Regions from separate parts of the Homo sapiens genome. Here regions 1 and 3 are each linked to region 2. The links are chromatin loops, found by intact Hi-C in ENCODE. Cell type or tissue: heart left ventricle. All regions are shown on one strand.

The links. A loop is a pair of places that touch in the nucleus more often than their neighbours do. Peaks named below come from ENCODE experiments on the same cell type or tissue, not always from the same donor. Only the 100,000 strongest peaks of a DNase experiment are listed, where the experiment ranks them.
Region 1: it touches region 2 in a loop (4-fold over the local background); 14 of 110 quality-filtered maps call a loop at or near these places.
Region 3: a loop joins it to region 2, with 3 times the contacts of the local background. A loop is called at or near these places in 3 of 110 quality-filtered maps.

Annotation. Positions count from the first base shown.
Region 1 is chr6:163,961,680-163,964,179 of GRCh38, reverse strand. All of the region lies in intron 4 of LOC105378102 (a long non-coding RNA gene), which reads right to left. Among named protein-coding and RNA genes, the nearest start is that of QKI, 550 kb to the right of the region's middle. RefSeq lists an enhancer at 1-2,500. In heart left ventricle, no CTCF peak of the experiment used is centred here; DNase peaks (open chromatin) are centred at 1,119 and 1,457; H3K4me3 peaks cover 268 bases; H3K27ac peaks cover 2,416 bases.
Region 2 is chr6:163,745,168-163,747,667 of GRCh38, reverse strand. No RefSeq gene overlaps it. Among named protein-coding and RNA genes, the nearest start is that of QKI, 330 kb to the right of the region's middle. In heart left ventricle, no CTCF peak of the experiment used is centred here; a DNase peak (open chromatin) is centred at 1,525; H3K27ac peaks cover 2,178 bases.
Region 3 is chr6:163,833,084-163,835,583 of GRCh38, reverse strand. No RefSeq gene overlaps it. Among named protein-coding and RNA genes, the nearest start is that of QKI, 420 kb to the right of the region's middle. In heart left ventricle, no CTCF peak of the experiment used is centred here; a DNase peak (open chromatin) is centred at 1,153; H3K27ac peaks cover 17 bases.

The DNA.
Region 1 (2,500 bases), 220 kb before region 2:
AGCAGCTTTGGAAAATTATTATTTTAATTGACAAATAATAATTACACGTATTCACAGGGTTCAATGTGATGTTTTGGTCTAGTATACAATGTCGAGTGATTAAATCAAACTTATTAACATATCCACCACCCCTCTTATTGTCCATGGTGGGACACGTGAAATGTACTCCCTTAGCAATTTAGAAACATGCAACGGTCATTATTAACGATGGTCAGGAGGTCAGCCACGGATCTCAAGAGCTCTGAGCCTGAGAATCCGCCTCTGGGGGAGGGGGGCCTGACGAGAGAGGCTTACACTGAAGAGCATCTTGGCTTTGCGGAGGCTTCCTAGAGTTTCTTAAACATTGAGGGAGCCCTTGCCATTCTTCCAAGTCAAACCCTTGCACTTGGAATCCAGGTTTGTGTCTCTCTCCAACAAGAGGCCTGTGACGCTCGCCCTGCTTGTTCTGTTGAATGTTACTTTGCGAGCGCGTTTACACAACTGTCACTTGAGGTTTGTTTTTAGCTGGAATTGTCCTCTCTCCTGAATTCCTCTCACATCGCTCCCCCACTTATCTCCCGGTAAACTAAAGCCACCCCTGAATGAAGAGACAGAGCCCGAGCTGGGTGGGAAGACGGTTCACATGCTGACATTTTAGTCACTGAAGAATTTGTAATAGGTTTAGAGGCTGGTCTTCAAAAATCCTCACATGTACAACAAGGCCCCAGATTTGAGGAGGAAAATAACTCTGCAGCCCCGAGTCAGCCGTTCCCCAGCCACCTCTCCCCTCAGAGTCCCACTCTGGGGCAAGTGCTTCTGGTAGGTGTGTGGCTGTGAGGGCCCGGTATGGAGCTCCAGGCTAAATAAAGCTGCAGGAACAGAGATAAACAAGTGCTCCCAACTCAAATGCCTGCACACAATATCCTTTATCTGGGCAGAGATAGCACACCCAGGAGAGTGGCCAAGCGCCCCCCATAGACGGACCCACAGGCGCCCCCCCCCCCCAATTAATACAGAATTAATTGGGACATATTGTTAAAGGGCTAAGGCCCCTCAGAATAGATGCCAAACTCCAAGGACACCAATGTCAAATTCCAGAAGGACAGCGGCATGGGCCAATGGGAATAAACCCCAGCCGTTCCTCCCACGGGCGCTGAATCGGATCCCATAGAGCCCGCCTGCTTCACATGCTAACGTGATGATGAACGTATCCAAGTATCAGCATCAAATCCTTGAGGACTATATTTGCAATGTCATGTAAACCGTTTCAGGGAGCAAACTGTCCTGCTGTGACTTTATATTAATCTCTGGCTTCTGGCTGGTCACAGGGTGTCACATGTACTATAATTAGATTTTGGAAGTGTGTACAGGGAGGAGGAAATGGTGTAATTAAGGTAACCTATCAGATGCCCAACTGCATCCTTCAGAAAGGAGGCTGAAACGCCCGCCCTCCCAGCTTTCACACTGCCCTTCAAGGGCAGAGGCACCAGGTGCAGGAATTGCAGGCACTCCAGAGCCACCACCGCAGAGCTCCTCTTTAAAGAAACCTATTCTCCACACCAGAATCAATCCGGTGAGGTTGTTAGCTCGTGGTGCATATCCGGACAACTTAAGAGGAAAGCCGGGCAGGGCACTTAGAAACTTTGACTTTGCATTTGGGCTACAAAGTCCCATCTTCAGGATGGGGGACTATAAGGGAGTTTATGGGGATGCGGGGATCTCACTTAAATAGTCAATCCAACAAGTGGCACGGGGGCTCTAGAAGCTGATTTGGCCAAGGTGAGCTACAGCGAAGCAACACCCTGCACCTTTCTGCATCTTCCACTCAAGGATTGGCGCTTCACACCAGGCAGCTAGCTCCTAACACCCACCTCTAAGAGCAAGAAGAGAAGGAACTGAGTCTGGCAACAGAAAGTCTAACCCAAGCTGTCCAAGTCCAACCCCCGGGTATTGAGCTCTGCCCACCTAGGACTTGAGTGATCAGGCCTCAGTGGTCAAAGGAAGCATGTGGGTTCGAATCCCAGTTCCTCCTCACCTGGGCTGGGTTACTTCAGTCAAGTTACTCAACCTCCCTGTTGTAGGCCACCCGCCCTGCCTCCCTTTCTTCACCTCCCTGACTACCTCCCCTTCCCACTGCCTCTGGTGTTGGCTAGAGGATCACTTTGGCCACTGGGATGATGAGGAGTGACATGGCTGAGATCTGGGGAGTACCTGCTCACCGCCATGTGCTCCCCTGGTAACCCTCTCACCATATTTGGAGGAGCCAAGGCCACCAGGCTGGAGGAAGCAGGAAAAGGCCCAGTGGCCCTGTCATCCACCGAGCTCTACACCCCCGCAGGAGCCATTCTGGCCTGACCCTGAAGCCTGAATCAGCCCAGCCTCACCCCAGAGTGCCGCCCAGGGGACCACAGCCTCTAGGGCAAAATCAACAGTGGTTGTTTGAAGCCACTGAATTTTGGGAAGGTGGTTATACAGCAATTGAAGACTGACATAGTTCCTAAGCCTCCATTTCCTCATTTCC
Region 2 (2,500 bases):
CCCTCGATCTGGGTGGGGCTCACCTGAGAAAGGGCACAAGTGTCCAGACACCAAGTCCTGAGGCAAAACTGAAGCACAGGACTCGGGGGGTTCCCAGGCAGAACTTTCTAGACTGTTCTTAACACTCCTGGCCAAGATGGATAGCATCTGATTTATTATCCAACAGTAAGTAAATGCTCAGTCATGAGGGAAACAATTTTCAAAATGTAATATGAATACTCTGCAGGGCTCATGTCAACATTTAGAACAGGATGACACCGTAGAGGGGACCTTGTCTGCACCTGATATGGTTTGGCTGTGTCCCCACCCAAATCTCATCTTGAATTGTAGCTTCCATAACTCCCACGTGTCACAGGGGAGAGCCAGTGAGGGCAGACCTTTCCCATGCTGTTCTCGTGATAGTGACTAAGTCTCACGAGATCTGGTGGTTTTATAAAGGGGAGTCCCTACCCAAACTCTCTGGCCTGCTGCCATGTAAGACGTGACTTTGCTGCTCATTTACCTTCCACCATGATTGTGAGGCCTCCCCAGCCATGTGGAACTGTGAGTCAATTAAACCTCTTTCCTTTATAAATTACCCAGTCTTGGGTATGTCTTTAATAGCAGTGTGAGAACAGACTAATACAGCACCCCACTTTCAGGGATTTTCAAATATCCTATCCAGAACTCTGCAGCCAGCACAGGGGCAAGAACGCAGTTCCTAACTCACTCCCAGTGTGGGGGCTTCCAACCCTGTCAGGCAAACTGTCTCTGCAAGGAGGATGACCATCCCTCAGAATACTGGAAAATGGGAAATAGAAAAAGACAAAAAATAGAGATAGATCCAAATTAAACAGACCATGATGATGATAGTTATGTACTGAACACCAACCATGTGTCAGGCACTGGAATAGGGATTTATACACATTAAATAATGGAATCATGCCAGGAGCGGTGGCTCACACCTGTAATCTCAGCACTTTGGGACACTGAGACAGGAGGATCCCCTGAGGCCAGGAGTTCAAAACCAGCCTGAGCAACATAGCAAAACCCCATCTCTACAAGGAAATAAAAACGATCAGCCAGGCATGGTGATGTGTGCCTGTAGTCCCAGCTACTCAGAAGGCTGAGATGAGAGGATCCCTGGAGCCCAGGAGTTCGAGGCTGCAGTGAGCTATGATTGCACCACTGCACTCTAGCCTGGGTGACAGAACAGGACGCTGTCTCAAAAAAAAAAAAAAAAAAACAAGAAAAGAAATCTTCATTCTGACCTTATTAGCTATTTGTTCCATGTTTTATAAATGACAAAACCAAGGTGCAAAGAGGTGAAACCAAATGGCCCAAAGTCATCCGTTTACTGGAGGACAGAGCTAAGGTTCTAGCCCAGGTCTTTCCATTACGTCATTTAGTCTTCTCAGGCCAAAAGCCCTGAGCCCGCCGAGTGACAGCGTTGCTTGTATATAGCTTCTCTCCTATCGTCACCTTCTGGCCCATACACAATTTAATCAGAAAAGACAACATTCCTGCCTGATGAGAGCATACCAGCATGAAAACAAGAGACAGACACGGCAGATCTAGCACATGCCCCTGTGGCTGCTGACAGCTCCTGCATAGCTCTGCACATAGATCACCCACGTAGGTCATCACAAGTCACTCTCAGAGGCTTCTCAAAGCCTGGGTCATGCCCATCACCAAAGCAGTCCTGCACTCCCAGGAGGCCCAGGCTCCCTGCAAGCCTGCTCTATCCAGAAGCCATTTATTTTGCAGCCAACAAAAGGAAACATGCTCCAGAGTTTAAGCTCCAGATCCTAGGGTCCCACTGGAGAAGCCTCACTTTAAAATTAAGTGTAGCTGAAATGCCTGTACAATGTAGCCCATTCAAAAGATCAGTTTTAGCCACACCACTTTTAAATGAATCTTCTTATGTCCAGTGTGGTAGAGGTCAAACACAGCTGACTTAAATACTGCCTGTGGCCAAGATTAGTAAAACCTTATTAACGCATGCTCTATTCATTTGGAAGTTGTTTATGTATGCAGACACATAACCTGGGCAGAACCAGATTGACATCTGCCTTTGAACTATCTTTGAAAAAGGAATTTACTAAGCATGCAGTATAATTAATATTGCACAGAAAATGCCCAATTTAAACGCTCCCATTCAATCACTCTCATTTATTCATTAAATAGTTGCCTAAAGACATCTGTCTCTTACTGTTTTGTTACTCTAGTATCAGAATACTATGCATTCTTTAAAGCAATACAAAATGTAATTCCTTTGTAAAATTTCAACTATGATTTTTCACTGGCTGTTTTTGTTCTCTAAATCTAATAGAGAGTTTCCAGGGGAAGTTCAAACGACGACAAGACAAGGCTCACAGCATAAGGCAGCCAGGAAGGAGGCACAGTGGAGGCCCTGACGCCCTCGGGTCGGGGAAGGTGGAGAGAGGCATCTGAGCTGGGACTCTAACCAGGAGACCCCACCATGAAGCCACAGGGATGGGGCTGAGCTGTTCCTAGCACA
Region 3 (2,500 bases), 88 kb before region 2:
CCCCCATTCCACTCTGATTCTATGAATTTGACTATTTTCGATCCCTTGTATTAAGTGGGATCATGCAGGACTTGTCTTTCTGTGACTTATTTTACTTCATGTAATATCCTCAAGGTTCATCCAAACTACCGCATGTTGCAGAATTTCCTTCTTTTTTGAGGCTGAATAATATTCCACTGTGTATGTGGATAGCACCATTTCTTTATTCATTGTTGATGGACACTTTGTTTGTTTCTACATCTTGTCCACGTGAATAGTGTTACAGTGAATGTGGGAGTGCTAGTATCTCTTCAAGACCCTGATTTCAATTCTTTCGTATAAATACCCAGAAGTGGGATTGCTGGATCATGTGCTAATTCTATCTTTAATTTTTTGCGGAACCTCCACACTGTTTTCCATAATGGCTGACATTTCCACCAACAGTGCAGCAAGGGACCCAGTTTCTCCCCATCCTCTCCCACATTTGTCTTTTGCTTGTTTGATGTCCCGGCAGGTGTAAGCTGATGTCTCGTCGTCTGGGGCTGCACTGCCTCCGATCAGACCAGGTATTCCCCGGACGTGTGGTCCAGCCCTGTGACGGCTTATCCGCCAGACTCCGAGTATTACCAGGACGAGGAGGAAGGTTGCGCTTCTGTGCTGTTCCAAGCAGCGGGCGAGGCCATGGCTGCAGGTGCAGGGCTAGCGAAAGGCTGGAGTTTGTCAAGAAAAATCCAAGCCACGGCCTAGCAGGGAGGGTCGGGCCCGGGTGCTGGGAGCCCGTGAGTACCTGGAGCCGCCCCGCCCCGCCCCGTAGGGCAGGAGAGCTGCGCCAGGAGAGCGACTTGCTCCATGCAGCCGCGGGGTCTTTCCTGTCCTGCGGGTCCCTCCTGGCCACTCCTGGCACGGGCTTTGGTGGCTGGGGAGAGGGTGTGGGTTTTGCTGGGGGTTGGTTTTTCCGTCTGGAGCGTCTGAGCCGAGAAGGAGCCGTCGCGCTTTCCTGGCCTGGAGAGGGGCCCAGACGGGCTCCAGAGCCACGCGGCCGGCGCCCCTCTGCCAGGCCATGGGTGGCCTCCCGGGGACTGGGTTCAGATGCCCATGAGGCCGCCGGTGCCGCCCACACGAGCCCGCACAGGGCCGGAGGCCATGCCTCCCACTCTCCTTGGCGTACCGCCCCGCCTTTTCTCCGTCCTTTCCAGTGCCCCAGCAGCGAGGCAGCCACATGCACGGCTCCTGTGGAGGGGAGGGGCCCTGGAGTGAGGCTGGGGGCGGGGGCAGAGGACGCCTACAGGCCCAGGAGCCCTGCTGAGAAGGCCGGACCAAAGCCCAGGAGTGTCGGATGCATCCTTGCTGGATGCTAAGGCTCAGAGAGATGCTCCAGGCGAATTAACCAGTTCTCTCTCTCCACCTGGCAGAAAAGCTCTGCTGTGCAAGGAGCTACCTTTCAAGTCCCTGCGAAAAGATCTGAAAGGATATGAGGAGGGAATGAGTGGTCACGAATGCCAGCCGCAGGACCAGCCCTAATACCAGCCCTAATAAACAACCCAAGGCCGACCCTCAACCCCTCTTCCACCGGTGGCCTGGAAAGGGTCCATCAGCATCACCCCTGTCATTGGCCAAAGACCTTGATGCTTACATAAATGCAAACACCCCATGAAGGGAATACATGTCAAGGCATCACAAGTTCTACAGCAGTAACTTGGGTGTTCTTTTTTTAATTTTAAATTTTGTTTTGTCCTTTTGAGTATTTTGCTTATAGCAGAGTCAATGTGGAGTCATCCCCGAATCACTTTGTGGAAATGGATGCCCGCGTATTGAATAAGCATTCAGAGCATTTTCTTTGCTGGTTTGTATTGACTCCCCAACGTGACATATTTTCTAGTGACATGAGAGCCTCCAAGGGGAAAAATGATAATATGCACTATTATTTTGCTCTTAATAGCTACTGGTAAATAATAGAACATTAGCTCTATTCTGGTCCGTTGTGCTTAAAATTGTTGCTTTGAAGCCAAAACAGAAGTTAGACATCAGAAAAACAACTTCAGAAGACTAGTATTTTAAGAGTAGTTCACTCTAAAACAAAAAATGACAGAGCAGAGCACCAAGGAAATCAGAATGTAAAGAGTTCCAGCTGTTTTTTGTTTTTTGTTTTTTTGTTTTTTTGTTTTGACAAGGTCTCGCTGTCACCCAGGCTAGAGTACAGTGGCACAACCATGATGGTACACTGCAGCCTTAAACTCCTGGGCTCAAGATCTTCCTGCCTTGGCTTCCCAAGGAGCTGGAACTACAGGTGTGCACCATCACATCCAGCTTTTTTCTTTTTTTGTAGAGACAGGGTCGCGCTATGCTACCCAGACTAGTCTCAATCTCCTGGCCTCAAGAGATCCTCCCATCTTGGCTTCCCAAAGTGTTGGGATATCAGGTGTGAGCCACTGCACCCAGCCAGTTCCAACACGGGCTAGGCAGAATAATGTCTTCCCAGAGATGTTCGCCTCTTGATCCCCAACCTGTGAATATGTGAGGC